Linked DNA regions of Mus musculus: region 1 is linked to region 2. The links are chromatin loops, found by intact Hi-C in ENCODE. Cell type or tissue: heart. All regions are shown on one strand. Each heading gives the region's core, and the rest is flanking DNA. Links, peaks and the distances in the headings are about the cores only.

Region 1 (15,688 bases), core at 2,922-10,921, 54 kb after region 2:
AAACGTGTGGGCTGGGGAGGATGTTGTCTGTGAGGGGTGGAGGGAGGAAGAAACCTGTGGGAGTCTGAGACAGAGAAGTCAGGGAGAGGCAGTCAGGCAGTCGGTGACAGGGAGGTGGGTTAGGGGTATACTGGGTGAGGTAGGTGGAGTTGGGGTGTGTTTGGGTGTCAGTAAATTGGACAAGATGAGGGTTCATAAGTGGGGTCAGAGAAAGTGGAAGAGGACTGGGCAGTTCAGGGGGTTGGAAGAGGGAATCCGAGGAGAAGAGGTTGATACTGTTGTAGCTTGTCAAAAGACCCTCACCCACAAAGACCATAGAGACCGCCATCGTTGCAAAAATGCATGAAGATTTTGCTTATCCAACATGTTGGGGAACCCCCTCTCAGTATGCATGCTGGAGGAGAGACCCAGAACAAAGAAAGAACACACTTTGTATACCTTTGTAAGGGCTGGATATAGGCACCAGGGTAGTTTGGCTTATTTTAATTGGTGTAGCCAATAACCTTTTTAGACATTGGTTGATTTGTATAGGGTGACTCTCATTTTGTCTGTCCTTGAGGTTTTTAGTGTGAGGCATGGTAGGGGAATTGTTAATCTTGTTTTGGAAGCTCAGTAATTTTGACCATTAAAACTATGTTTCTGCCGGGCAGTGGTGACGCACGCCTTTAATCCCAGCACTTGGGAGGCAGAGGCAGGCAAATTTCTGAGTTCGAGGCCAGTCTGGTCTAGAGTGAGTTCCAGGACAGCCAGGGCTACACAGAGAAACCCTGTCTTGACCAAAACAAAACAAAACAAAACAACAAACTATGTTTCTATATTTGTTTAGTCAGCCAGCTTTTTATCTGACTCTGTACTTGTCCTGCTAGTACAATTTCGAAAGTCCTTTTGAAGGGGGAAGGTACTGGGTAATCTTGAATTTATTTTGGATATTACAATACAAGGAACATTTTGGGCAGAAAGGATGTCCTCAGAGGTAAAGCAAGCTGGTACACAGGAACTTCAGGCCATTTATCATGCTGTCTCCTAAAGCTGTCCAAGTCTATGAGAACTTGAAAATCAAGAGTATCACGTTCAGGCCATGTGTTTTCATTGTCCAGTTTGTACTGGGCCCAGACGTCAGTTGGCAGGTGTACCAAAGGTCTGCTAGACCTAATGCCTTGAGGTTTGTTTTAAGGCAAACCAAAGGTGTGTCTTTATATATAAGCATGCATGGAATGGATATAGTGGACTCCGTTTGGGGGCAAGATAATTGTGGGAGTCGATCTGGTTACAAGTCATCACTGAAAATATAAAAAAAATATACCCCTGAAAGAAAATATTCCCAGAGAAACTAACTAGGCACTGGCAGGCTTTTATTAAATCCACAGAAGGCACAGAGAGTGACCCCAGAGAGAGTCACAGAAGGCAGCATTATTAGGGGTGAGATAGGGGTAAGCTTAAGGTTAGCTGGTCAGACCCTGATTGATAACTTAGTTAGGGTTTCCATTGCTATGAAGAGACACCATGACCAAGACAACTCTTACACAAGCAAACATTTCATTGGGGCTGCCTTACAGGTTCAGAGGTTTAGTCCATTATCATCATGGCAGGAAGCATGGTGGCAGACATGGTGGTGGAGAAGGAGTTGAAATTTCTACATCTTGATCCAAAGGCATCCAGGAGAAGACTGACTTCCAGGCAGCTAGGAAGAGGGTTTCAAAGCCTACCCCCACAGTGACACACTTCCTCCAACAAGGCCACACCTCCTGATAGTGCCACACCCTGAGCCAAGCCTAATCAAACCATCACAACTACAAGGAGGGACATTTCCAAATAATGTCGAGAGATATAATCCCACAAAGTTGTGTGGAAGACAGTAGGTTTTGTGTTTCCTAGAGGGTTGTCTATCTGAGGAATTGAGGCCTGTTACCATGTTGTAGGCACCCCAGTCAGCAGACTGAGAGAAGATGGTGTCACTGATGTTAAGCTATGTCATTCCTGTCTTTTCAGTCAGAAGAAATAGGGGCAGTTTTCTCTGGCTATTTCCCATGGACCTTGAATGTAGCAGAGGGCAGGGGAGGCTTAGGAATAACAAGCTCCTTTGGTTATGAAGAACACCCCACCCGCGTCACCTTGTGGTTGGTGAAGGCCTGCATGTGCTCCTGTAGTTAGAGAGACAGAGAAAAGCCTGACCCGGAGGCCAGGAACAAACTTATGACAGCAGCAGAGCCTATTTGTGGCAGGAGCCAGGGAAGTTTCAGGAAGATGGCTAGCTATAGAGCTATACAAGAGTCTTTCTTGCCTCTCCTTTAGCTTTAACTCTAGTTTGACTGATCATGATAGAAGCAGCATTCTTCCTGTAGAATGAGGCAGAGGCCACCCTTTTCTGTCATGATGAGATCCAGGCCTCTAAGGGAGTCCTGGATTCAGACAAGATTTGTGGGGAGTCAGGAAGTCACTTTGCTTTAGAGAGTCAGGAAGATCTTCTGACAACACTCTGAAATAGAATAGTGAGGTAGACAAGCTACCCATACTCTAGTCTACTCCTATAGTCATCCTCAGAACATTGAGAAGAGTGATCATCTGGATAACCCAATGATATTGGATAAACTGTGTAGAGGGGAGACAGGTATCAGTCCGTTGGAACCGTCTGGGTGGATGTGACCAAGGGTACAGGTACCTGTCCAGTTGGTGGGCAAGTGTTATGTCCAGTTTGCGAGACCCCCTAAGAGACCACCAGGGACCACAACTCCGATGTAAGCACATGAGAGTCTTTGAGTTTAGACTCCGGTCACAACCCTCCCTGTGAACAGGGAAAATGACACTCAGTTCTAGGAGCTTAGGGTTTATATAGGGAAAATTTGCAAGCTGGGGCTTTCAAGCCTTTGCCTTACATGATTGGGTAAATGGGTAAAAGAATGTTAACCTTCAAACTGATAGTGTTTATTGAAACAACAAGGAGAGACCACACATCTGAAGAGGGGGCATCTTGATCTGGGAATGATTAGTTCATTGTGTTATCGGGATCAGTTTTTCCTCTTGTTGTAAGCTGTTACGTCTATTTTTGACTGCTGGGAAAACTTGGTGGTCTCTTTCCCAGAGCCCAAGGGTGGGGGCCACATCATTCCAAGGACAGAAGACAGCAGCTTTCCCCAAGGTTTCCCCAAGGACGGCAGCTTAAAATAGACTTTAGAGAAAAAAAGATGGAATCTTTCTTGCTACCTTTTGCCTCTTCATAAGCAGGAGATAAGTTGACAGTCCACAAAGAAAAAGGAATGGAGGAGAGTGGGGAGAGGAAAGCATTTACTTTCTGTTTGCTTTTTCTCCAGCTGAGGGCTGGGAAGGCAATTCCCATACTGAGGGAGAGGGACTGAGACTGGATACATCCTGTGCTAGTACAGTGGGAAGGGGAAGAGGATAGCTGGGGGTCAGGGCAGGGGGCCGTTGGGAGAAATGTAGTTGTTCAAGAGCAGTTAAAAAGATGAGGTTTCCGCTGGGCACTGGTGCTCCACACCTTTAATCCCAGCACTCATTAGGCAGAGGCAGGCAGATCTCTGAGTGTGATGCCAGCTTGGTCTACAGCCGAAACTGCACCATGTCAGAAGCCATCTAGGAAAGGCTATGACACACAAGTGAGTTTTCTGGAGGTGGCCCACCATTGTGCATGGCGACAGAGGGTGTGCTCCGAGAGGCAAGGTCCCCAGAGACTTCATCCCAGGATTGCTTCTCGCTGCTGATCTGCTTTTCCCGCCACTATTACATAACTTAATGATTTCCTGGGTATTTATCTACTCTGTTGGGCAGATTTCCTACTGAATCAATATGCTGTTTAAAGGAGTTGATGATTTCATAATTCCTGATAATGATTTTGTAGAACTCCTAAATGGACATAAATAGTCTCAAGCCCCCCTATAGAATAAAAGCCATAAATAGAGGTCTGTATACCTTCTTGTGTCATGAGCTAACAGAACTAGGAAAAGAAAACAGGCTTGGAACAAATTTATGATCAAGGAAAACATTCTTTCTAGGTTAGGAATGAGGTCACTATCTGGTAATGAAAGCTCCCAGACAGGGATTGGGCAAAGTACTGTAGGTGCAAGGACAGTAAAAAAAAGAATGGACTGGTCGGTCTATCTATACGAGACTTCAAAATAATAAGACACAAGACAGATGATTTGTCTCTTGACAAAACTGTGCTAACTTGTGACATAAAAACTATTGTCTTAAACTTGTAATGAACTTGTGGAGCTAAAAAAATAAATAAGGAACGTTCAGTTAGGCACTAGTCTAAATGGAAAGACGTGTAAACAATTCTACCGTAACTCCCTAAACCTTATCGACCCATGACATGAACTATTGCCTTAAACTTACTATGAACTTATGGAATGTAAAAATGCTTAGAAAACCATGTGACCAATTATAAAAACTAAGAACCACAAAGTGGTGGTGTAAACCTTTTGTGCTTCCTCCACTGTGTTTGTGTGCCTGAGTTTTTCTTTTTTTCCTCTCTGGTTCACAAAGCATTAAGGAACTCAGAGCCTCTCACCTGGCCAGCTGAGAGGTCCCTGAGTCAAAGACTAAAGAGCCTGAAATAACTAAGTTTCTTTTCTTAATCCCCTGCTACTATCAGCAGGAATTAGCTGCCAGAAGCCAGTTTTTGGCCCAGAATAGCAAGAGAGTTAAATTGCCAGAAGCCATTAGCCTCTAGCCCCAAAGCAGTAAGAGAGAGTTAATGGCCTGAGGTCACCATTCTCTGGATCACCTATCTGTGCCTTACCTTAGTACTTGACTGTTGGGTCTGGTCCCCTCAACACAGAGAAACCCTGTTTTGGAAAAACAACAACAGAAGAGGCTTCTGGGGTGTTCTCAGAGCAGGGCCTGTGAGTAGAACGCCTTTATGTGAAGAAAAGAAAAGCCAAGGCTTTGATAGTAGAGGGCCCTGTGACATGAACTGGGGAGTAGACGGGGAGTGTCTACTATTACCGGGAGGACAGTCCTGTTGACAAGGTTAATTCAGTGGTGATGAGGGTATGTAATTTTAACCATGGCTGGAACGAGAGGGCAGGGGCAGGGAGTCTACGGAGGCTGCCTTGGCAGAGATGGCTGAAGAGCAGTTGCCTGACTGTAGCTGGCATGGAAGAAGTCAGACCAGGCTATCATCCTATAGGAGTGGACAGGTGCCGGTTGCCCTCCAAGGGCAGTCCACTCCCCAGTGTCCTGGCTGTTTGCAACGCAGGCAAAGTCCTGCCAGGATCTTGAAGAGTGGATGTTATATGAGCTGGTGTGGCAGAAGGACTCTGTTCTAGGGGTTAGCGGCAATCCTGAGAGACAGGGACTGTAGCAAGGAACAGTCTTCAAACATTTCCACATGCCCATAGACCCCATGTAAAGGGTCAAAGTCATCTCTTTCCTCTTCCTCTTCCACCAGAAGAGTCTGCCTCTTGCTAATAAATACAATCCCATCTTTTGAAGGTCAGGCTTCTCTCTCTTTCCCACTTCCTGTCCCTTTGAACTACCTCAGAATTTCTAAAAAAAAAAAAAAGATTTATTTAATTTTGTTTTTGAGTACACTGTCACTGTCTTCAGACACACCAGAACCTCATCAGATCTCATGACAGATGGTTGTGAGCCATTATGTGGTTGCTGGGAATTGAACTCAGGACCTCTGGAAGCGCAGATGGTGCTCTTGACCGCTGAGTCATCTCTCATCTATCTTTCACAGCACAGAAACTCAGAAAGGGAATCCAGGCTCCATTAGTGACCTGAACCCTCCCACAAACATACCTCCCTTGCTAATATGTGGTGCAGTGGGGAGACAGTTAGCCTATAGCTGCTGGCAAAGGGTAACTGTGAGAGCTGTAGTCATGGGAGCATCAGAGCTCTGTAGTACAGCCCAAACCAGCCCAAACAGCAGTACCTGCAAGGACCCTCATGAACTTCCCTTGATCTCCTCAGCTTGCTGGTCCTATGCCCTAGGGTGGCCTGTAAGGGCCACATCTCTTTGAGGCGTCTCTCTAATTTTTCAGTCTTGCTCTGACACAGTCTGAACCTAACAGGAGGCCAACTCTCCATTCAACCGGATCATGTATCTAACACAGCCAAAGCATTCGGACAAGGTAACCTGAGGGACCTAACTCCAAGGCAACCTGGTTACATCTTTGAGACTAGCTCAAAGGCTCCAGTGGCTTTCCACTGGCAGTGGGATCATTTGCTGGTGTTCTGGGAACTCTTCATTGGCCAGTGTAGTGGCTATTCGTGGTTGTCAGCGTGAATGAACTGCAATTCAGAACTGGAGGGCTCACCTGTGATCCTGATCTTGAGGCTGGGAGATACAAGTTTCTGACCTGGACCTTGCCATGGAGATCTTGAGGCATAGTGGCTATGAAACCCAGGAGACTAAGGCAAGGTCTCTGAGTTCACGGTCATCTGGGACAAAGCAAGCCCCAGATCCAGGTGTGGTGGTACACAACTTTAGTCTGGGCCACCCCTTCTACTGGAGACCTGCATAAGATATTGGAAGAAGGAGGATTCTCTCTCGCTCTCTTTCTTCTTCATCTGCTTGCCTTGTGGGACTAAGCACCTGCTAGATCCTTGGACTTCCATTCACAGCTGCTGCTGACCATTGTTGGGGGTTGGACTGCAGACTGTAAGTCATCAACAAATTCCCTTACTATATAGAGACTGCCCCTAAGTTCTGTGACTCTAGAGAACCCTGACTGATACAGCCTGCTTGACTTGGTTGACAGAAAGCTCTAGGAACTTTTCCTGTACTTTTTCCCGTACCTTGACCCCTGGGAATGTGCGAGACTGGGGTTGCTCACTCTCCTTTTTTTTTTTTTTTAACTTATTTATTTATTTTATGTATACGAGTACACTGTAGCTATCTTCAGACACACCAGAAGAGGGCATCAGATCCCATTACAGATGGTTGTGAGCCATGATGTGGTTGCTGGGAATTGAACTCAGGACCTCTGCAAGAGCAGTCAGTGCTCTTAACCTCTGAGCTATCTCTCCAGCCCCTCACTCTCCTTTTGAAGCATGTTTATTGTGAGCAAGAATGTAGACACAGGTAGTTGGTATAGCAAGGTATGTTGTATTAGGCTGCTCACCTGTATGACATATTAGCAAAAGGTCAGGTGCAGTCTCTAATAGTGGCCTCTGATTCAAGGGTCAGGATCCTGGGGAAGACTGTCCAGCTGCAGGGCCGATGAAGGTCTCTCCAGATGTGCAGAGCATTGCTCTTGTCTCTGTTTAGGTACTGTCCAGTGGAGGCCATGGGGTTCTAGGGCTGTGTCTGGTTATCTTGGGTCACTGGGTTCTGGTTATCAGGTGCAGCACTGGGTGTAGTGGAGTTCCTAACTAAGCTATTTTTTTCAGGTTTACCGGCTTTTTTTTTTTTTAAATATGCTCATTACATTTGGTTAATCGAAAATCTGAGGGATACCCCTGGGTGACTCAATTTAACCCATGTTTTTACCTTGGTTGCACGCCTGCCATGGGTTCCAAACTGTCCATTCCAAAGGACATACCATTAGCCTGGCTGAAGGCTAATCTAAAAGAGCTCTCTATGGGGAGACCTCAAGACACTAACTTGCTCAGCTCTTGGTCCCAATCTAGCCTCCATGCACATTGGACAAAGGCTACTGCTGGCCAAAACTTGGAAGTTTTGATTTTAATATCTAAATTGATTTAGATAACTTCATAAAACGAAATGGGAAGTGGCCTGAGGCCTCTCCCCCCATATTTCTGCATTCTTAACACCCTTACTATATAGGCTCCTCGAAGCCAGCTTTTTCCTCTGGTAGAGGAGTCCAACTTCCAGGAGGAGGACTGTGCCCCCTGCTGTGCGCACCAGTAATCACAGTCCTGACTGTTAAGAGGTCAGGCTCCCATCTCTCTTTTGCTCCCTGTCTGTTCCTTTGAACTGCCTCAGAAATCTAACAGAAAGGACGTGTACTAAACTCCTTTGTGTATACTTTGTGTACTCGTCTCTTATGACTCTCTCAGGGATACGCTTCCATTTAAGTAATCGTTAATAAAACCTTCAGAGCCGGGCGGTGGTGACACACGCCTTTAATCCCAGCATTTGGGAGGCAGAGGCAGGCAGATTTCCGAGTTCGAGGCCAGCCTGGTCTACAGAGTGAGCTCCGGGACAGCCAGGGTTACACAGAGAAACCCTGTCTCGAAAAATCAATTAATCAATCAATCAATCAATCAATCAACCAAACCTTCAATTCTGCTTCATAAACTGGCTAGTCCTAAAACCGTCCGCATGGAAGCCAAGAACTCGTTTGTCCCTCCTTCCCGCTTCTAGCATCCTCGGGATGCTGAGATGGCTGCAGCAGGCAGCAACATCTCCGACCCCGCTAAGCTGACAGGACGAGCACGATCCGGTTGGTTCCCACACAGCCAGATTTCTGTATGTCCCACGTTACCATCCCACTTCCCAGCCAACTCCTTGGCTGCATCCACAGGTTTCGCTCAAAACACAAGACACTCAGCAGCGGGCTCCCGCGCATGCGCCCTCCCTGCATTCCGCTTCTCTTTCGGCAGGCCAGGCCTCGCGCCGTCTTACGTCATTCACCCAGCGCCACGTCAGTGGAAGGCCCGGGGGCCTGTGCTGCGTGCGGCGCGCCCCGGGGACGACCCGGCTGGCGCCTGCACATCCACCGCGCGGCTCGGGAAAGCCTCAGAAAGGCCGGCGGATGCCGGCGAGAGGCGCGCGGGGCTGGGTGGTCGCAGAGCCCCGCGGCAGCATGGCTGGCGTGAAGCTGCAGAGGGTGAGGCGCGGGCGGGCGGCCGGCGGGCTGCCCGGCGCAGGCGTCCCGGCGATGTGTGGCGCTGGAGCGGCAGTGGGAGCGGCGGCGGCGGCGGCGGCGGCGGCGGCGGCAGCGGCGGCGGGCTCGGCTTCGGCTTCGCTACGGTGCTGGTGCCGGCGGCGGCGGGGAAGGCGGAGGCGGCGGCGCAGGCTTCTCCTCAGGAGCTGGCGAACCCAGGCCTAAGCGGCGGCCCCGCCAAAGCCCCGCACGGCGCTCCAGGCCGGGCCCCTCCCCGCCTCGCCCTGCCCCGGGAGCCTGCCTCCCCGGCCGGGGATGAGGCCGGGAAGCGGCTGCGCGGGGCCCAGCACAAAGGCTTGTCCCCAGGGGCCGCCGCCGCTGCCGCCGCCACCGCCGCCACCAGCTTAGAGCCGCCTGCGGAAGCCGAGCCGGCACCCGGACCTTCATCCCCTCCGCTCCCTAGGGGCGGGCGCTGCCCGTCTCCCCGAGCTCCGAGCCCTTTGCTTCCTCGGCTGCCAGGGGACGGGACAGCCGCGCAGCCTCCGCCGCTTCGGGCTGTGGGAGCCCAGCGGAGCATGTCGGAGGACAGCGACATGGAGAAAGCCATCAAGGTAAGCGGGAGATGCAACCCGTACCCTGCTTTGTCGACAACCGCGATTCCGCTCATCGTGGGCCTTGGGAAATAGAGAGAATTTGAATGGGAGGTAGAGGTTCTAGTTCCTAGCATCTAGTAAGTTCGGTTTTCGGCCTCCCGGGGAAGGGGACCGCATTTGAAGGCCCAGAGTGTTGGCTTGTGTAGGGTGGTGTCTCCGATTCCCTCTAGCCTCCTTGGTTGATGCAATTTGTGCTCAGCTAGAACGAAGTTGAGTAGTGTGGAGATACTTCATATGAGTGGGATATAAGAGGGCTTCTTAGGACTCTCATGTTTCCATCACCTCCAACTGTGTCCATTTGCATCTTGGTGACCCACTGCGACACTTGGCAGTGGCTCTGACCCCTCCTGATGGCTCTGAACCAAGCCTGTTTGAGACCTTCAACTTCAGGAGTTGCTTTACCTTTGCCCAAAACCTGCCCTTTGGCTTTTCCCTTCTCTGTGCGTTCATTTCCTTCTGTTCTCTTGTCTACTCTCAAGAATCAAGAGTTTATTTCTGAAGAGTTTAAAGCGCCCCGTATTCTAAAACGACCCCAAATGGGACTGGGAATATAGCCAGCTGGTAGAGTACTCACCATGCATGAACCCTTGGGTTTGATCCCTTGCACTGCATGAAACTGGCACGGGGAGGGGTCACCCCCCCCCCCACACACACACACGCGGGAGGATCAGTAGTTGAGGATCCCAGCCAATGCTGTGATTTAATATCTGGCTCAGAAGAGGAGCCTCAGTCCAAGCCTGGTGACCAGAGTAAGATCCTTAGACCCACATGGCTGGAGAGCACCAACTCTGGCAAGTTGCCCTCTCATCTTTGGAGACACACATTAAAAAAAAAATGAAATAAAAAGTTCAAGGTTGTCTTTGGCCACAAAGAGTAAAGAGGCCATCATGAAACTACAAACTCTTTTCTGTTTTTTGTTTTGTTTTGTTTTGTTTTTTTCGAGGCAGGGTTTCTCTGTGTAGCCCTGGCTGTCCTGGAACTCATTTTCTGTTTGAGGCTGGCCTCAAATTCAAAGATCCACCTGCCTCTGCCTCCCTGAGTGCTGGGATTAAAGGTGTTTGCCGCCGCCACCACCACCTACTAAAGTAGAGTTTGTTTAGAGTATTTTAAAATTTAAAGTGACAGCTTTGTTTTGTGTCAACATTCTTCATGTTTTTCTGTGTATTTGACAATTTCATACATTTAGTCTTCATTGATTTTGTTTCACCATTGAGAATATGTATATTTGCTGGGTTATGGTGGCATGTGCTTGAGGCCAGGAGTTCAAGGTTAGCCTAAGCAACACAGTGAGTTGCCATAACAAAAACAGATCAACAAAACAAAAAAGAAATGGAATGTCCTTAGTTTTGACTCAGTATCAATATTGTTCTTTTAGTCTTTAAATGTATTATACATTTTAAGTGTCTGTGTGTTTGTGTGTATATGAGTGCATGTACACACATGGAAATTGGTTCTCCTTCCATTATGTGAGTTCCAAGGATCCAACTCAGCTTGGCTACTGAATCCTTTTTGGGCATACTGAATCCTTTAAAAAAAAAAAGAAAAAAAAAAAAAAAAAAGAAACAAAAAACCGGAACTTTTTCTGGGGAGGGCTGGAGAGATGGCTCAGTGATTAAGAGGATGTATTGCTTTTGTAGAGGGCTCCAGTTTGGTTCTTAGAGGTCACACTAGGTGGCTCACAGTCACAGTAGTCTATAACTCTAGCTCTAAGGGATCTGACACCTTCTTCTGCCTCCATAGCGCACACGTAATTAAAATCAAATAGGTAAGACAAGGGGAAACACACCATTAAGCTAAGCTCTTAGGAAGCAGAGGCCTGGAACTCTGTGAATTCAAGGCCAGCTTGGTCTACAAGGAGAGTTACAAGCCAGCCTGGACTACATAGTGATACTTGTCTCAAAAAAACAAAACAGAATCCATCATATCTTTGCAAAGCCTATCAATTTGTATCCAGTGCTCAGAGATAATTGCTACTTATTCAAACCACCATCACCACATAAGATGGTAAGTTGGGTTTTATATATTTAATAATTTTTGTTAAAAAATTGGACACTTGGTAACATAGTAACTCTGGACTTTCACTCTTCCCGGTATTTGTAGCTGCCTAGAATTAAAGGGAAGTTTATTTTCCTTGTGCATGCTAATGTCAGATCAGGGCTGTTGTTCTTGGCCTCTGAGTAAGTTAGCTTCTGATGTGGGCTGAGACTATCCAGTGATTTGAACTCCTGAGGCTTTTACCCCCTGCCATTCAACCCCTGTGGTTCTGGAGTCCTTTCTGAATGGAGTTGACTTGCAAAGTCACTTCTGGCCTTAGATTTTCCCTGGCTTCTCATTCTCTCCAGTCCATTTATCAGTTTTGTGGAGAGCTCACTTTGGCCTTATTCTATGGCTCTGTGTAGCAGTTTGCCCTCTAAACCCATATAGTCTGCATTCCTGGCCAGGACTCTTCTCTGAGCTCAGCACAGCTGCCCCTTCTCTCACACATTTACCTGGTCTCACCTGCCCTGCCCCCCTTTTCTTCCCTGCCCCCTAGAGCACCAGCATTGTTACCTTTCACACAAGCTCTGGGAGTTTAAAGCTCCCTGTATTCTAAAACGACCCCAAACAACCCCACTAACTGTTTTGGGGGGGTTGGATGGAGGATGGAAGCTGGAGGAGCCAGGCTGTGTGCTGGCTTTTGACCTCACTTCTAGTGGGTATAAAAAACAGACAGTTCTCAGTTTGTTTATACTGTTTGACAATTGACACTGTCTCACTGTGTAGCTCTGCCTGGTCTGGGACCCATGTAGATTCGGTTGCCTTGAATTCAGAGAAGTCTGCCTGCCTCTGCCTCTTGTGTGCTGGAAGGAGAGCAGAGAACCCTCATGGCTGACAGTCTTGTTGTTTTTTGACATTTTTGTCTAGCTTTAAATATATTTATGGAAAGCAGTTGCCTGCCTTTCACACTATGACTATGAGAATTCCCTGTTTTGTTATTGAGCCCCAGAGAATGTTGATGGCTTACCCAGGTAAAGATGAGTGGAGAATGAATACTTGATCCACTTCATCCTGGACGTTGGGTTTGTTTGTTTGTTTTTAAATTTATTTATTTATTATATTTAAGTACACTGTAGCTGTCTTCAGACACCCTAGAAGAGAACATCAGATCTCATTACATCTCACTACAGATGGTTGTGAGCCACCATGTGGTTGCTGGGATTTGAACTCAGGACCTTTGGAAGAGCAGTCAGTGCTCTTAACCTTTGAGCCATCACTCCAGCCCCCATTGGGTTGTTTTTAATTTAAACATTCTCAGGTGGTTGTAGTGGGTTGTTACCGAGGACACGTGGTCTAGAATGGGTCTAAAAATGCCATTCTTCCTTCTGTGAAAGCAAGTGTCTGAACCCCAATCTCTAATGTGGATGGAATACTCTCTGCTGTCAAGTAGACTATCATTTTTTTAAAGATTTATTTATTTATTTTATATGTGTGAGTACATTGTAGCTGTACAGATAGTTGTGAGCCTTCATGTGCTTGTTGGGAATTGAAGTTTTAGGGCCTTTGCTCGCTCCGGTCAGTCCACTCGCTCAGTCCCTGCTCGATCCGGCCCAAAGATTTATTATTTATTATACATAAGTACACAGTAGCTGTCTTCAGATGCACCAGAAGAGGGAGTCAAATCTCATTACCGGTGATTGTGAGCCACCATGTGGTTGCTCTGATTTGAAATCAGGACCATGGAAAGAGCAGTCAGTGCTCTTACCTGCTGAGCAATCTTGCCAGCCCAAACTATCATTCTTAGCTTGGTAAAAGATTAGGCCTGAGAGTTCACTCTCCTCCTGTCTTAGGGTTTCATTGCTGTGAAGGGATACCATGACTACGGCAACTCTTAAAAGGACAACATTTAGTTGGGGCTGGCTTACAGGTTCTGAGGTTCAGTCCATTATCATCATGGCCGGAAGTAAGGTAGCGTCCAGGCAGGCATAGTGCTGGAGGATGTGAGAGTTCTACATCTTAATCCAAAGGAAACCAGGAGCAGACTGTTACCAAGCAGCTAGGAGGAGGGTTTCAAAGCCAACCCCTACAGTGACAGTTCCCCTAAAAAGGCCATATCTCCTAATAGTGCCACTCCCCGGGCCAAGCACCACACTCTCCCATCCATACACATTGAACAGTTTGAAGGATGTAAGCTTCTACAGATAACTGACACAGTTTCTGGACTCTCAGAAATTACACTCGATTGTCGTTTGTAGTGAAGACATGTTCTGCCACTTGTTTAAAGTCCTAATGTCTGTCCCATACACTGTCTATAAAGCATCATTTGTCTACTTAAATAGACCACTCAGGCGGGTAACTTATCCAGTTTCCCTTTATTCTCGAACCTATGTTATTGGGAGGTAGTGGTTGGGAGGCAATGGCAGTCGTGTAGACAAGTGTACGATTATAAAGCCTGCAGACTGCCTTAGGAGGGAAGGTACTGACCCATGGCTGTCCTGCCTCTGCCTAATAATCTAGCTTAACAGTACAGTTATCTCTGCCCCTCCTATTCATTTTCTTCTTTTTAATAGGAGACCTCCATTTTAGAAGAATATAGTATCAATTGGACTCAGAAACTGGGAGCCGGAATTAGTGGTCCAGTTAGGTAAGCCAATGTTGAGAAGTAGGTATGCTGTTCTGGAAACAGACATGGGAAAAAGCCTTGCGCTACAGGCATGGGATGCGCCCTAAGAATTGGCCTGAGTTTAAACTGTAGAGTTTTTATTTCGTTTTTGATTTGTTTTAGTGTCAGCTTTTGTGTGTATTGAACACACATACCACTGAGCTCCGGGCAGTGGGTGTTTACTTTATTCACCTGTTTGTTGCATTGTTATGAGTGGGTGTGTGGAGGTCAAAGGGATGACTCTCAGCAGGTGGTTCTCTCCCTCTGTGTGGGTCCTGGGGATCTCACTGGCCCCTTTGTAAAGGCTTTTGGTTAGTGTTTTTGGGGGTTTTGGGGTTTTTTTGTTTTGTTTTTGTTTTTCGAGACAGGGTTTCTCTGTGTAGCCCTGGCTGTCCTGGAACTCACTTTGTAGATCAGGCTGGTCTCAAACTCAGAAATCCTCCTGCCTCTGCCACCCGAGTGCTGGTATTAAAGGCGTGCGCCACCACTGCCCCGCTTTTTGTTACTGTTTTATAGCTAGAAACAGCTAAGTAGCAAAGTCACATCATCTGTAGTTATGGGTTATGGGTTAATTTTAAGATGTTAAGATATTGGACCAATGAGATGGGTTGTTGGGTAGAGGTTCTTGTTTACCATTTTGATGGCCTGATTTTGATCTCTGAGTCCAGTAGTAATACTGGAAGGGGAGAGCTGATCCCTGCAGGTTCCTCTGTGACCTCCATATGCATATCCATACACAGAAAATGAATTTAAATGTAATTTTAAAAAGGTAAAAGGTAGGGCTGGAGAGATGGGTTAGAGGTTAAGAGCATTAGCTGCTCTTGCAGAGGACCTGGGTTCGATTCCTAGTACCTATAAGGTGGCTCACAGCCACTGGTAACTCCTCTTCCAGGGGTCTGGCCTTTACTGGTCTCCACTGGGGACAGGTGGTGAACAAACATACAGCAGCACAACAGTCATACAATAAAAAGAAGTAAGAAATAAGACTGGGCCATTTTGAGAGGCTGTCATTTCTTCAGTACTTTGGTAGTGAGCTGACATTACCTGCTGAGGGTGAGGCGCTGGTAAGGATCTGTGGTTGAGCAGAGGAAGAGGCGTCTCCTTTGCCACCTGCTGCTGTAGGGAAAGTTGTTTGTACTCATTTGCCTGTGTGTCTGAGATGGGCCCTGTTAGGCCGTGCTGTCCTGGACTTGCTGTGGGATCCAGGCTGGCATTGTGATTTCTTTTTAAACCTAGAGTCTGTGTGAAGAAATCCACTCAAGAACGGTTTGCACTGAAAATTCTTCTTGATCGTCCAAAAGCTAGAAATGAGGTATGTTCCTTTATTGGCTTACACACACACACACACACACACACACACACACACACACACACACGGGGGGGGGGGCATTCTTTGCCTGTGCAGGCCTGAGACAGCATTAGGTGCCTTAGCGCTCCAGGCAGTGTGTGCTCGCCAGCTCGGCTCTGGGAGCTGAGGTGTGTCTTCTGGAGGAGCAGGGACACTCTTAAGCTCCTCGCTGTCTGTCCATCCAGCCCTTGTTTAAATGTCTTAGAGCCTAAGAATATAGATGTATTTACAGTTACGGGAGGCAGATCCCTGGAAAATAGAGAGATGCATAAAGGATCTGTTTACACTTACT
Region 2 (15,688 bases), core at 2,612-10,611:
TGATCCTGAGAAAAAGTACGGAGCAGGGCTGACTAACGTGGAATATGCACATCTGTGTGAAGTGATGGGCATGTCTCTGTATGCTTCTGAGGTACAGTCTTCACAGTTCCCTCAGCCTGTGAGAACATGTCCCCCCCACCCCCAAACACACACACACATGGCCAGCAGAAACCACTGCATGTGGAAAGTCCATCTCAGGGCGCCACACAGCTGGAAACTCCTATGGGCAAGGCGGGCAAGTTTAGGCAGCTGACAAAAGCCTGTATAGAGAATTCATTCAGAGGGGCCACCTAGGGGTGTGGGCTGTGGGGGCTTCTAGTTCAGGGTCCTTAAACTCAGAGAGGGGGGTTTAAAACGAACTTCAATGTGTGTCTGGCCCTTCTGAGGGGAGAGGAAACGCTTTCATGAGTTGTCTGTCAGAGGGTCAGAGATGTGCCTCTTCTAAGAGGTCGGAGACATAGGGGACACAAATGATTTTCTTCTCCTCAGATATTTAATTGCTCTGTCCCTGATATGGGGACTATGGAGATCCTGGTGCGGTATGGCACTGAGGAGCAGAAGGCCCGCTGGCTGGTGCCACTGTTGGAGGGCAGGATCCATTCGTGCTTCGCCATGACTGATCGAAAGGTACCATGTTTGTTTCTTTGCCTTTGACTGGCCTGCAGCTGCTGTCTGCTCCTGTGTGATGTAGGTCCTTAGGATCTCTAACCAGCATGTGCTCTCCCTTGTCTAGGTGGCCTCCTCAGATGCCTCTAACATCGAGGCTTCCATCAAAGAGGAAGATAACTCCTATGTCATAAATGGTCACAAGTGGTGGACCTCAGGTACTTGGAGAGGAATATGTTGAGAAAAGGGAGGACCGAGCAGGCGAGAGAGAGAGAGAGAGAGAGAGAGAGAGAGAGAGAGAGAGAGAGAGAGAGAAAGAGAGAGAGAAGTGTGCTGTGTGCCTTGCCCTTTGGGCACGTGTTCCATCTCGATCTGTGTCCCCAGTCTCTCTCTCCATCACAGTGGATTCTGAACCACTCGCTCCATTTGCTCAGTGTCCCAGTCCGGCGTACGTGTTACACTTTTTCCCCAAGATTGATTGATTGATTGATTGATTGATTGATTGATTTAATGTATATGGGGTACATGGTAGCTGAACCGATGCTTGTGAGACTTCATATGGTTGTTGGGAGTTGTTTTTTTTTAGGACTTCTGCTCATGCCAGTCAACTCTGCTTGCTCAGTCCCTGCTTGCTCCTGCCTAAAGATTTATTTATTATACGTATATATTCTGTAGCTGTCTTCAGACACACCAGAAGAGGGCGTCAGATCTCATTACGGATGGGTGTGAGCCACCATGTGGTTGCTGGGAATTGAACTCAGGACCTTCAGAAGGGCAGTAGGTGCTCTTAACCACTGAGCCATCTCTCCAAACTACATGTTACACTCTATTCTCACAGAGGCCAGCCAGAGAAGCTTCCAGGCCTCCCAGAAAACACAACAATGGCCTGCTGGAAGCACAGAGCTCTCTTGGAGTCTGAAGCAGTTTTCTGAAGCACACACCAGAAGGGAAGCCTGAGAAGCAGTTCAGAGGTCTATGTGGTATTTCCAGGAGGGCCTCTGTCCTCAGTGTACAACCACCAGTGTCCACAAGAGGGCGCACTCTCCTCGGAGGCTTTTGTAGCCAGTTCTATCTTGGTTGCTCCCCTGGGGATGGATTTGTGAGCTGTTTTGTCTCTTCCATGGTGGACATCCTCCATGTGGCTCACTACCTCATGTGGAGCTCAGAATTCCAGAGGCACTGTGAACACCTGCTTTGGTATCTTGTTTCTGTTTTTTAAGTCTAACATGATAGTTTTCAAACTTGGTTTCTCATGGAGATGGACAGAGGTCCAGGCAGTTAAAGGCACTGGGTACTTTGGCAGAAGACTGGCAGCACTCACCCACAGTGCAGCTCACAACTATCTATGACTCTGGTTCCAGAAGATCTGACACCTTCTCCTGGCCTCTGTGAGCATTACACACATGTACAAACACTTAGACATGAAAGTTAAAACATTGCTCCTACCGTGACTGTGGTAGGTTCCCATCTCCCTGTGATAAGTTTTGTCTGGTCTGAAGGCCCCATGTGCATCTCTGACTCTGTGGATTGATCACCGTTCTGGGGCCTGTACTTGGCTCTCTGATCCTGTAGATCTATCAGGTCATAGGTTTGCTTTTCACAGGCCAGGGCTCCATGTGGTCAGAGGCTCCATAGTCCTGGAATCCACTGATAGGCTCTGTCCCTCTTCTTCCTGACAGGCATCCTGCATCCTCACTGCAAACTCTGTGTGTTTATGGGAAAAACAGACCCACAGGCCCCAAGGCACCAGCAACAATCTATGCTCTTGGTTCCCATGGACTCGCCAGGAATCACAGTCATCCGGCCTCTGTCAGTGTTTGGTTTGGAGGATCCTCCAGGTTAGATCTCCCGGAGTCAGTCTCCCTGAGTGTGGTTCTAATACCTGACAGCACTTTGGGGAGCCCTGGTTCTGTTCAGAATTTGCCACATGCCAAGGATCTGAAGGTATTGATGAGGCCCAGTCCAGACTTTCATTTCCTAAGGAGCATGGCTGCCCAGCAGACTGCCTGTAGGTGTTTCTGCTTGCCTTACCCTTCTGATCTCAGAAGATAAGCAGGAGTCTGTGAGAGGAGACAGGCGGGCAGAGGCACCAGGCCTGCATCCTCTTGGATTTGTCTTCTGTGGGCCAGGGCCCTGGGGGATTCCCTCACCTGTGTGAAGGGAGGGACCTCTCCACTGACAACGTTTACACCCACACTTCTGCCCATCTCCGGGTGACTGATGCACCATTTCTCATCTAAGGCTTTTGTCCTGCATCCTATTTTAGCCACAAGCCCAGTGAGATGGCTCAGTGGGTATGTCCACCAAGCCTGATTCCTTGGGACCCACATGGTAGAGAAAACTAGCTGGCTCTGCTGGTTGTCCTCTGAGCTCCTCGCGCATGCTTGGGCATATGCACACACACACACACACACACACACACACACAAAACACACACAACCAACACATAATACAAGTAAAAATAAATCAGTCAATAATTTGTGGCCAGTGACATGGCTCAGTAGATAAAAATGCTTGCTGCAAGCTGGGCACCCTGAGTTCTATCCTCAGGACCTACATGGTAGAAGAGACCTGACTCTTGAAAGTTCTCTTCAGATTTTCCCTAATGTAACATGCCTATATGCTGACATCATATACAAGTAGTGATGGCACATGCCTTTAATACCAGAACTTGGGAGGCAGATTTAGGTAGGTCTCTGAGTTCAACTACACAGAGAAACCCTGTCTCCAAAAAGAAAAAAAAGAAAGAAAAATAAAAGGGAGAAACAAACAAACAAGTAAACAAATAAAATAACTTGTTTTTACTGTAGACATCAACTCCCTTTCTATATTTCTCGGTCCACTGTCCCTCCTTAGCTGTGACCCAGTTAGAAGCCTAAGGCCAGTGCCTGTAGATAGCCCTAACCAAAGCAAGGTATACAGATATCCAAAGAAACTGCATATTGATGTTTCAGGTGGCTTTGCTGAAGTACAGTTCAAGGACGTGCGTGTGCCTAAGGAAAACATAATTCTGGGCCCTGGCAGAGCCTTTGAGATCGCTCAGGGCAGGCTGGGGCGTGCCCGGATTCATAACTCCATGAGGTTGATTGGGTATTCAGAGAGGGCCCTGGCACTCATGAAGACACGGGTAAGCCCCCCTGTACCCACATTGACTCAAACCCACTGTTGCTGGCTGAGGAATTCCAACCACTGGTCTCCTCTGAGAACAGAGCTCACAGGGCAGTGTCCATGCCTGGAATCTGCATCTCTGTTTTGCATGTACTTTACATGGCTTCAGCTGGCTTCCAGAGTGGGATGGGCACCTCTCTGTCTAGGTGGCCAGAAGCCAAGAGCAGGTTTTATGGTGGCTGAGGGCAAGGTTCTCAACCCCAGAGGATTGTGGCAGCCAGGAACCATTTGTTCCCAGCACATCTGAAGGTTAGATCATGCATGGCCTGTTTGTGCCCCTGGGGTCACAGCAACTGACCCTGTGCATAACAGCTTCCTTGGTCAATATGTCCAGGCATGGTATCTTATGCCTTTAATTCTAGCACTCGTGAGCTGAGGCAGGAGGATTGCTGAAACTTTCAGACTAGAGTATGACACTGTCTCAAATAGAAGTCATTGGCCATGAGCCCCTTAAAGGCTAGGGACTCTGCTACTACCATGGCAGCAGAGTGAGGATCTGCAGGAGGGTCAGTCAGGGGTGACCAAGCTGGTGTGGGTTCAAACTTCAGGAGTCTTCGCTCACAGTTTGTCTTAGGCTTCTATAAGCAGCACACAATTTGGTGGAAACTTATTCTGGTGATGAGTAAACCCTGCGTGTAAATCAAAGAATACAGGAAGCTCTCTGAGAAACCAGGGCCAGCCTGGTCTACAGAGTGAGTTCCAGGACAGCCAGGGCTACACAGAGGAACCCTGTCTTGAAAAAAACAAAAAACAACAACAAAAAAAAAAAAGCATAAAAAAAATTAACATAGGAAATTACTAGTTACATTTATCCTTGCTTCTCTTGTCAGAGCAGTAGCAACTAGAAAGCCTGAAAAGGTATCAATAGTCATATGTGCATATGTTATTTTTTTAAATCAGAAATATGAATATCCATTTGCAATAATTGATTAAGTATAAGTTAATTCCTCTAGAATTAACACCATTGTGTGGAACAGGTAGAAACTGAGGACATTGAGAACAAGTCTTTACAGTTTGATATGCAAATTTTCCAAAAATACCACATTATCTCACACCATTACTATTTTGATGATGTAAAGAAGGAGGTTAAGTGGCCAATCGTTCTTGTATAAGGCTTATACTTGTATAAGGCTTATAATCTGCCTGGGATATAAATCCGGGACAGCATCACCTCAAGAGGTCCTGTCCAGGCAATCTAGGAGGAGTTCCTTTTTTTTTTTTTTTTTTTTTTTTATTTTGGTTTTTCGAGACAGGGTTTCTCTGTGTAGCCCTGGCTGTCCTGGAACTCACTCTGTAGACCAGGCTGGCCTCGAACTCAGAAATCCGCCTGCCTCTGCCTCCTGAGTGCTTAGATCAAAGGTGTGAAAGGTGTGCGCCACCAGACCCGGCTGCAATAACCAATTTAATTGCTCTTCAAAACAAGGAACAGGCAGGTTTTTAAGACTTTAAAAAAAAAAAAAAACCTTCATGTTTTTATCCTACAATTCCTTTTTAACACCACAACAGCGTCATAATAGGATGTTAAAACTTTACTTGGGCCAGGTGTGGTGGTGCACCAAAAAACAAAACAAAAACAAAAAAAAAACCAAACGTTACTTGGAGATGAATAAAGATGATTCTACATTAATATTCTCTTTTGTCAAAGAATTGCTGTGGGCACATTGAGTAACAATAACTAGAATATGCAGCTAATATTTGATTACCATTGATTATAATTGATAACAATTGATTACAGAAGCTTCCTCTACTTTCTGCAAAGGCTTTTGTTTTTCACCAGTGAATTTGCATTTCCCTTAATAACATCCAACAAAGGCTTAAGTCCTCTTGTGGTGAGCTTTAGGTGAGGTCTTAGCAGGTCTCCTGGAAGCTTTTGAAAATTATTTGAAGTAAGCAAATGCTATCATCAGGTAGGTGGTGGGATACTGGGTATTTTTTCCTGTATTTTGAATTAAAGTTGACAGTCACTCACAAGATATATTATTTTTGTAAAATTAATATCCTAGAGATAGATAAATAAAACACGAATGCTTTTGACTCTTGTTGCCCTTGGAACTCCAGACTGTGAGGCTTGCAGTCACCAGCAGGTGGCGATGTGCACCTTGGTGGAGTTCCCTCAGTCCTTCCTTCCTGCCTCCCTGGGAGCGGTCTTGGCCAGAAGCTGTGTCTGGCTGTCTCTCCTATTTTCAAGTCCAAGGCTTCATTAAAGGGGTGGAAGAAGAACTGGGCTGTCCTGGAACTAACTTGCTTTGTAAATCAGCCTGGCCTCAAACTCACAGAGATTCCCCCTGCCTCTGCCTCTGCCTCTGCCTCTCAAGCACTAGGATGAAAGGTATGTGCCACAACTGCCTGGCTCTGTTTTCTTGAAAGGCACGATCTAACTATGAATCTCTTTCTTACACACACACACATAGACACACACACAAACACACAGCATAGACCTCATAGAGGTCCACCTTTGGGATTAAGCATCTGTGCTGCCACGCCCACCTTCATGCAGTTTGTATAGCAACAAAGGAGAAAGTCATAGAACACTTTGAGTTGTGTTGATGGTGCTTCAAGCAAACGAGGCAGAGACATCTCTGCTGCAGACCCTCTGGGTCCCTTTGTCTGTGTGGAACGAGTCTCTGGGGCAGGTGAGCAAGGCGTCGGTGGGTGACAGACAGACCAACACAGGAGATTGTGTAGAATCTGAATGTATTCTCACAAAGTGAACAGCAATCTTATATAGTACAGAAAATACAAGGGGTCAGACGTCACAGCAGGCAAGGTACATTGAAGTTACCTGACACAAAACAAAGGAATGACTTCAAAAGGATTTACAGGAGCCAGGTAAATGTTTACAGTAAAGATAAAGCAGTCCTGCCTAGGGTCAGCTTAGTGACAGGCAAGGATTTCACACTCTAGTGCTATACCTTTGAACCTTGTGAAGGCAAGCACCAGGGGCTCTTGGCAGGCCTCATGAATAATGCAGTATCACAACCCCCCTATTTCCTAGGCCTTGCTAAATTCTTTTTTGTTGTTTTTGTTTGTTTGTTTGTTTGTTTGTTTTTTGAGACAGGGTTTCTCTGTGTAGCCCTGGCTGTCCTGGAACTCACTCTGTAGACCAGGCTGGCCTCGAACTCAGAAATCCACCTGCCTCTGCCTCCCGAGTGCAGGGATTAAAGGCGTGTGCCACCACGCCCGGCTGCTAAATTCTTATATGAGTGTAACTTTTAAGTAACTGGAGAATCCATTTGTCAGGAGAATTCACCAACTTGCTTCTAATATGCAATGCAGCCCGTACTGAAGATTTCTATCTCGGTGGGATTCCCTGGCTCTTTCATGGTATTCCCTTGTTTGGGTGAGATTTGCTACTGTCCTTAGTAAATCCTCTGCAGACCAGCTCTGAGCTACTGGCTCCATCTTTTGTAATGCTTAATTAGTTACTGAATAGATAACTTCTTTTTGCATTCTGGCCGGGCCGGAATCCAAGTTAGTCGGCTTCTGGGAACTTGGAACACTGGGGAGACTTAACTATATCAGAATTTAATCTTAAAAGGCATTTATAATAAAATACTAAAAAAGAGCTCATAGTTCCATACACCAGACTAACACGGGGATAGGGTATGAGTATATGGGTAAATGAGAACGCCAAAGCTCCAGGAGGTGAGTTTCCTTGAAACTCTTTTCCTCGTGAGTGCTTACAGACTTCTCAGCCTGTCAAGCAGACTTGACCGGAGTGCGTGGGACATCTCTGCTGTCTGTCTCTGGCACTGTCTGATAACCTTCTCAGCTCTTGGGTTGGTGGAAGGTAGCGATCTTCACATTCCAGACGGATTTCCCTCGGTCACAAGGTTTGCTGTCATGACAGAAGTGGGCAATAAATGGTTACTGAGGTCCTGTGAGTGACAGCCCAAGATTCAAGGCTCTGAGCCTGTACCATTCCCAGCTCTCCAGAATCACTGTAGCTGTAATCAGCCATCAGCCTCTGCAGGACATTCTCTATTGGTGTGTCATCTGTAGTGAGCACTGCATTGCCTACCTCAGACCCTCAACCCCAGTTAGCTGTCTGTCAGACAGGCGGTTCCCACATCTGCTCTCTCTTGTCCTGTGTACCTGGCTCCTCTGCAGTCATCTACTCTGAGCCTCCCGGGGCCTCTCTAGGCCTCCCTTCTCAGCCCTGTCCCTCTGGTGTCTGTAGGTGATGTCCCGCACGGCCTTCGGGAAGCCCCTTGTGGAGCAGGGCACCATCCTGGCAGACATTGCCCGGTCACGTGTGGAGATCGAGCAGGCCCGGCTGCTGGTGCTGAAAGCTGCTCACCTCATGGATGTGGCTGGAAATAAGGTGGGAGGCTTCAGAGATGACAGGGGTCACCCCGAGGTGACACTGGAATCTACCTGTCTCTCCTTGTTTGGCAAACTGTGGGAAGGCTCAGCCAGCTCTTGGACAATGATGACTGCTACTGTTCTGTTTGAACTCTAGAGGGTCAGTCATCTATTGCAAACCAGAAAAGGCCCCAGGAGAGAGGTGAACTTCCACCATGTGGTCAGCCCTGGACCATGCTGGTGCATGGAGGTAGATGAAGGAGGAGAGCTGGGAGAAAGGACCCCCGCAGACCTGGTCCAAATACAGCATTAGCCTACACAGGAGCCTGTTCCCATAGCAACATTACCCATTTCCTATGGTGGGTGGCCATGATGCATGTGGCTTGCTGTGCTATCCGGCCTCTTATGCAGGGGTCCTAGACCCAGGCAAGAGCTGCCCTACCAGGTAGTGGAGCCAGGTATTCTGTCCCGGGTTCTTTGATGCCCTTGTTGCTGGCGGCCTGAGGATGCCCAGGTCTAGCTTTGGTCCAGTTGCCCGCAGCACTGTATCCAGCATCCACCCCGACAGTCAGTTTGGCTTTCTGTTGTCCTCCTAGCTCCTCATCCTGTTTTTCTTTCCTCTGCCTTCTCTGCAGGCTGCAGCTTTAGAGATGGCCATGATTAAAATGGTCGTCCCTTCCATGGCCAATCAAGTAATTGACCGCGCTATTCAGGTGAGCAGCCCTGGACTGGCCTCCCGCTGTGCCTGCTACCTTCTTTTCCAAACTGAGCTAGTCCCCTCCCCCTCAAGCTCCCCAGCTCCCACCCCAGCCCTCCCGGAACAGTATGTCCCTTGTTCAGTGCATTCTACTTGCAAGTAGTGAGACAGCTGTTGTCAGCTGTTTTGAGCATGCATTCACTCTTAGAACTCCGGCTTTCTTCTGTTTTCCACCCCATGTCTTCCAGGCCTTTGGAGCAGCGGGCCTCAGCAGTGACTACCCCCTGGCTCAGTTCTTTGGCTGGGCCCAAACCCTGCGCTTAGGTGATGACCAGCTGAAGGTGGCTAAGATGGAACTGAAGAATCAGTCCAGGCTGCAGGAGCCAGCAGCACGCAGAGTGTAGATGCTGAGTTTGGCATGGCCTGCAATGTGTGGTCCTCACATCCTATCCAGCAGCTCAGTCTGCGACAGTCACTGTGACCTGAGCCTCCTGGGGTCTCTTCAAGAAGATGTTTCTGGAGAGACTGAGCTCAAGCTTTAGGCGTGGAGGAAGGGGATTTGGGTGCCTGGGTAGCTGTTCTTGAGTTCTTCAGATTTGACCTGTGACCCCCGCCCCTTCCTCTGGGCTGTAGGAATCTGGGCACCTTGGACTCTGATGTCTCCAGAGGCCATTAGGCTCCTCCTTTGTGCTTCTAGGAAAGCAGGGGGCGTGGTGCACAGCAAATGCCCCTGGGATGAAGCCACTGTGTGACCACTGATGTGCCCACGTCACAGAATACTGATTCAGATGCTCTGTGGTAAAAGGGCCTTTCGGGACACAAAGAATCTGTCTACTTCCTATGTCACATGAGGGACATGGGTGATAAAGATACCCACTGCCCCACCTATGTCACATGGAGGACATGGGTGATAAAGTTTCCCACTGCTCCATGACTCAGGCATCTATGGCTTTCCCAGTGCTGGCCTTATATACTGGGGTCCTGCGGGACATGGGTGCTGTGGCTATGATAATCCCACAGGTCTCCTTCACACCTCAGCAGCAGTTCAGAAACGTCCCCAAAGGAGCCATGTCATCTGAGGAAGACCCCCATTCACTGTCAGGATCTGCCATCTGCCTTATTGGTTGTGTTGGGGCATGGAGGGTGACAGGCAAGGTGCCGCTGAGATTTGAAGAGTAATGTGCCCTCCCTCGGGATGGGGGGATGGTCCCCTAGGCAAGGTCTGACTTCTCAGAGAAGCATGGGCACCACAATCCTAGAAAACGATGAAGTTACAGCTGGGAGGAGTCAACCTTAAGGTGCAGCCACAGTCCTGGTCAGGTCAGCTAGTCTGACAGACACCATCACATGCTATACTGTAGACTTACCTCAGGGGACCTGCCTTTTCCTAATTATCCCGCTGCTGCAGCCTGGGCCATGGATTGCAGAGTGCACAGTGGCCACAGGCTGCTAAGTAGGTTTCTCTGGTGTGCTGGTCCCCCCACCCCCATGGGCTGGGGACACAGGTGCCACCACACTTGCAGGAAGATCCACGAAGGCCCCCAGCCCTCAATGGCAGCATAGCCCCTGCATACTGGCAAATTCCAGCAACCCGAGCCCCACCTCTGTTTCAGGCCTGAGAGAAAAACAAGGGTTTATAAAAAAGGAAGTTGTTATCACATCACATGTCATGTGGCCCTAAGAATGTCTCAGACCAGCTATTTCAAGGCTGAGTGCAAGCACCCAGTCTTAACCACTGAGCCATCCGTCTAACTCCCAGTTTGGATGTAAAAGACCCTCCCTGGGCTGGGGAGGAGGCTAGGCAGGGAAAGTGTTTACTGCCCCAAGGGTCAGCTCCTGAGATTGTGATCCAGAACCCGAGTGGGAAAGCTGGGTGTGTGTGCCATGTACTTGTGATCAATGGGAGAGCCATCAGAGGAGGGTCCTGGTGGCTCTCTGACCAGCCAGCCTTGCCTGCTTAGTTAGTTCTAGGTCCTATCTCAACCATCGGTGTGGTCACCTCCTGAAGAATTATACCTAAGGTTATTCTCTGGCCTCTATACACACGTGAACAGAGACACTCACACTCGTATTCGCACACACGTACACACTCATGCTTGCTGTACTGTCTGGTGTGTCAACTTGACACGAGCTGGAGTTATCACAGAGAAAGGAGCTCCAGGTGAGGAAATGCCTCCATGAGATCCAGCTGTAAGACATTTTCTCAATTAGTGATCAAGCAGGGAGAGCCCATTTTGGGTGGCACCATCCCTGGACTGGTAGTCCTGGGTTCTATAAGAAGGAAAACTGAGCAAGCCAGGGGAAGCAGGCCAGTAACATCCTTCCATGGCCCCTGCATCAGCTCCTGCTTCCTGACCTGTTTTAGTTCCAGTCCTGACTTCCTTGGTGATGAACAGCAATGTGGAAGTGTAAGCCGAATAAACCCTTACTTCCCCAACTTGCTTCTTGATCATGATGTTTTGTGCAGGAATGAAAACCCTGACTAAGACACTTGTGCACGTGCACACACATGTGCACACACACGACTCCTTCACTTTTCACACTTGGGGTTGGTTTGAATTGAGAATGTAATGAGCTCGGGACGTGGGTGCACAGACATCCAGTGTTGATATTTCTCAAGGACACTGGGGATGCCAACAAATGCAAGAAAGAGCAGAAGGGACACAGGGGTGCCCGCCACCTGCCTCAGTTTCCAGGGAATAGTTAGGTACATAATGTTCCCGCACCGAAGTCTGCTTTCTGAGTACAGAGAGCCCTGCTGTGCTTCATTTAGCTGTGAGCATGCTGCCTGAGAGGCGCACTTCTCTGTTGAACTGGAGATGCTGATAACACAGTAGCTGTAACAATAAAAGTGACCCTGGCTGGGCAAAACTGCACTTGCTGGCTCTGGGAAGCTGTCCGGAGTTTCCTGCTTCCCGTTCTCAGTTCCTCCTGCATTTATCAGGAGAATTGATCTGAGGAACCTCTTAGAAAAGTTTACCATCCATTCAAGGTAAAGTTCCCCCAACATCCATGGACTCCCAGTGGAGTCTCCCACAAGAATAGATGTGTGTGTGAGAGAGAGAGAAGAGAGAGAGAGAGAGAGAGAGAGAGAAGAGAGAGAGAGAGAGAACACCATGGCTTCAGAAGATACAAGGGAAGGATCTGATGATCACCCCTGGCTTCTTCAGATCCGACCATCCTGTGTCCATCAGGAACTGTCCTGGTACCCAGTGGGGAAGGACACGTGACTTTGAGCAACCTGCACTATCTTCTTCTTCCCTGTGCTTCTCTTGGCACGCAACAGGATGGATTCCCATAGGGCGGTGGCACTGTCCGACACTGGGGTCCCATCCTACCCAGTCTTTTTACTGACTTTTGATAAGTAGGATTTACAGCACGGCAGTGACAATAGATAAGCTGTGTTCTGTGGTAGGGGTGTGGAAGTAATTTGTTTGTTTGAAATAGAGTCTCCTGTAGCCCAGACTAGCCTAGAACTCTTTATGTAGCTCAGGTTGACCTTCAACTCCTGATCCTCCTGACTCCACTTCCTGAATGCTGATGTTACAGGGCAGGTACCACGAGAAAGTAGACTTTCTTAAAAGTCTTTTTTTGTTTGTTTTAGGTTTTTTTTTTTTTAATTTTATGTATATGAGTGCACTGCCGTTGTCTTCAGGCACACCAGAAGAGGGCATCAGATGGTTCTGAGCCACCATGTAGTTGCTGAAAATTGAACTGGGGACCCCTGGAAAAGCAGTCGGTGCTCTTAACAGCTGAGCCATCTCTTCAGCCCGAAAGTAGACTTTCAACACATTCTTGATTTGTGATACTTCCAACCTGAGAAGAGTTAAAGGCCACACCCAATCATAAATGGAGGAGGAGCCTGTATATAGCACTATCAGTATTTAATTAGGAAATGTCCCATGACTTAGTGGCTCTACAAACCGGGGCATTATTTGTAGTCCCCCAAGATTGGAAGCCACCTAAATGTCACCCATAGAAAATTCTTTAAATGGTAATGGGCCTGTAGTCAATGAGACAGCAAGTAGCCCTTTTACAAACAGTGAATGGGGACACCTTCCTGCAGGAAATGGGTGTGGAGATTCACGATCCACATTTGGCAAGGCAAAATGGTTTACTTCTGCACAAGGGCGAATTGCCACGCAGAACAAGCAAACACACCCAGAGGGCCCCTGCAGGTGAAACTTTTGAAGGGATATATATATATACATATATATATGTATGTATGTATATATTGATGGCTAGCCGGAACTCATATGTAGACCACCAGGCTGGCCTCGAGCTTTCTAGAGATTTGCTTGCTTCTACTTCCTGAATGCTAGGGCTGGAGAAATGGCTCAGAGGTTAAGAGCACTGACTGCTTTTCAAAAGGTCCTGAGTTCAAATCTCAGCAACCACATGGTGGCTCACAACCATCAGTAATGAGATCTGACATCCTCTGTGTGTCTGAAGAAAGCTACAGTGTTCTTAGATATATAATAAATAAATCTTTAGACTGAAGCCAGCGGGGCCGACCTGAGCAAGCAAGCAGAAGTCCTGAATTCAAATTCCCAGCAACCACATGATCGCTCACAACCATCAGTACAGCTACAGTGTACTCATAAACATAAAATAAATACTTCCTGAATGCTGAGATTAAAGACCCAGACCCATTTTTCTGCTGTTTTTCTTTTTTAATTCTGAAAACAAAGGGGTCCTGTGTGTCTCTCTGAGCCAAGCTTTCATTCTGACCTGATTGACTAATACAGAGCTGCACAGTCTCCAGGGAGATATGAAATTCGAGCATATCTTTTGGATTTCTGTATGTGCAGACCCCCGGGGGGAATCTGGAAGTCTGCTCAGTGGCTCCTTTTTAATTTCTCCCAACAGCGTTCTCAGTTTCCCAGATTCCTTTGCACCTACGGTGGGTCATGTGACCAGCCTGTGAGGTCCTTAAATGCTTTTTTCCTCATGTTTTGTGCTAACGGTGCGGAGTCCGGAACAACTTCAGCTGTCCGGTGCTAAAATGAGAGGCACACGAGGAAACGCGCCCAGACACCTTGTCTGGTCACTGGCTATTACAGCGCGGGTGACAATATCCTTCGAGTCACCAAAGCAGGGCGATGCTCATACACAGCAGTCTCCTCCTTCTGGGTGCTTCAGAAACAGGCTGGGCCTCAGCTTCCAAGGGCTCCACCCAGTTTGGGGCTCCTGGGTTTCAAAACACTTCTCTTTGCACTACCCAGAAGCCCCTGCCAAGATTCTCACCATCTCCTTAGCCTAGTGATGCGTTCACCTGGTTGAAAGGCACACAAGTGACCAGGCGTCCACGTCTCTTTCTAGCCAATGACGTCCTGCACCTCAAGTGCCCAGTCCCAGGCTGTTCATGGAATAACCGCATTCATGAATTCTCTTCGCCGCCATATCTGCACAGATGTGAGCCTTAGGCGCCAGCCACCCTGCTAGGAGCGCACACCACTCTGGCTAGGCTTTCTCAGGGTTCTGCAAACTCCATCTCTGACTTGGCTTTGGGAGCCAGGGGTCGCGCCCCTTAGGCCGTGAGGGGCTGGGACTCCCTGACCACGCCCCCGTGTCTCCGCCTCCCATTGGCGGCTGCAGGGGGCGGAGGCGAGGACTTGTTCTTCAACGCTGCAGTCGCCCTCCGATCGGCAAGGCTTCTCTCGGCTCCGTTCGGCTCGGCTCGCCCATTTCAGTTCAGTTCGGGTCAGTTAAGCTCCGCTCAGTTCAGCATGCTGCGCGCCGCACTCACCACTGTCCGCCGCGGACCGCGCCTGAGCCGCCTGTTGTCCGCCGCCGCCACCAGCGCGGTGCCAGCCCCCAACCATCAGCCTGAGGTCTTCTGCAACCAGGTGAGACTCACTTCGCCTCCTCGGGCCCTAGGGCGGGACGGAGCGGGCGACGCGGCCTCAGTTTCCCCTCCGCGCCCAGCGATCTTTGCGCGCGTCTTCCCTTGCCCATGTGGCCGCAGTGTGTCGCCTCTCGGCCTGGGACAGTCCTGGGCCTCTTTACCCCGCATCGATGCAGCCTGCTCCTTCCCCGCGCGGTCCGGGTTCACCCAGGAAGGCCCAGCCGTCCCAGCTCCTCTCTGCGAGACCTCCCATACACCCCTACCCGATTCACGCAGACCTGAGCCAGAGTTCAGAAGCAAAAGCTGGGTCAGGACCCCTCTGTGGCCGCTCTTACCCAACCGGGACTTTGGAATGTTGTCTTAGCTTTTTGAGTTTTGGTAAAGTCTGGAATCACATGAAAGAACGTGGTTGTGAAGTATTCTTTTTGTTTGTGCAACAAGTGGGACTTGGCTGCCCTCTTCTGTAAAATGGGAAAGCAGTCAGGGCTGATATCTTGATGTGTTATTTTGAAAGAAGATCTCATTTTGTAGCCAAGGCTGGCCCGGAATTCTGTGTTCTTCCGTCAGCCACTCCCACCCCACTTTGGATTTGTGCAGGCCAGACACGCAGCTACCACCTCCGGTCTTCAGCTTTCTCTCTACTTTTTCTTTGAAACAGGATCTCACTAAGTTGTCCAGGCTGGCCTTGAACTTGTAATTCTCCTGCCCCAGGCTTCCCAGTGCTGGGCGACAGTGATCCCATGTCTCTTGATACTACAGGGCCTCGTGCACTTGGCACTTGGTGTGAGCTGCAGTCCGGGTTCCCCAAAAGTCCCCTCCCCCAACCTTTGTGCAGGGCAGCGTCCTAAACAATTCAGTCTTTAACCCATAAGCTTTAGAACTGGGAGTTTGATGCTATAACTATCCCCACTACACAGCTCAAGAGACTGAGGTCTGGTCAGGTTCCTAAAGAGCCAAGTTAAGGTGAAGTCTGGGTTCTTGTCTGGGATTCCAAAAGTAAGCCCTTAGCCAAAACATTCCATGGTCTCTTGCAACTCTGGGTAGGAGCAGTGGTCGGATCTCAT

Evidence for each region. Hi-C counts contacts between places; a loop is a spot of excess contacts. Peaks named below come from ENCODE experiments on the same cell type or tissue, not always from the same donor. Only the 100,000 strongest peaks of a DNase experiment are listed, where the experiment ranks them.
Region 1: a loop joins it to region 2, with 4 times the contacts of the local background. A loop is called at or near these places in 19 of 42 quality-filtered maps.

What each region holds. Positions count from the first base shown.
Region 1 is chr5:121,538,844-121,554,531 of GRCm38, reverse strand. Mapkapk5 (MAP kinase-activated protein kinase 5) reads left to right here and starts at 8,640. Exons shown (of 14, transcript NM_010765.2): 1 at 8,640-9,367; 2 at 13,957-14,030; 3 at 15,285-15,360. The coding sequence starts at 9,332. In heart, for the core only: a CTCF peak has its summit at 7,830 (motif pointing left); DNase peaks (open chromatin) are centred at 7,841, 8,531 and 9,201; H3K4me3 peaks cover 2,717 bases; H3K27ac peaks cover 2,414 bases.
Region 2 is chr5:121,592,299-121,607,986 of GRCm38, reverse strand. It overlaps Acad12 (acyl-Coenzyme A dehydrogenase family, member 12), which reads left to right. Exons shown (of 11, transcript NM_178799.3): 4 at 1-91; 5 at 490-627; 6 at 734-824; 7 at 2,286-2,444; 8 at 3,561-3,733; 9 at 7,955-8,098; 10 at 8,715-8,792; 11 at 9,025-9,706. The coding sequence ends at 9,180. Aldh2 (aldehyde dehydrogenase 2, mitochondrial) reads left to right here and starts at 14,163. Exons shown (of 13, transcript NM_009656.4): 1 at 14,163-14,625. The coding sequence starts at 14,506. In heart, for the core only: a CTCF peak has its summit at 5,851 (motif pointing right); DNase peaks (open chromatin) are centred at 5,896, 6,266, 8,576 and 8,976; H3K27ac peaks cover 354 bases.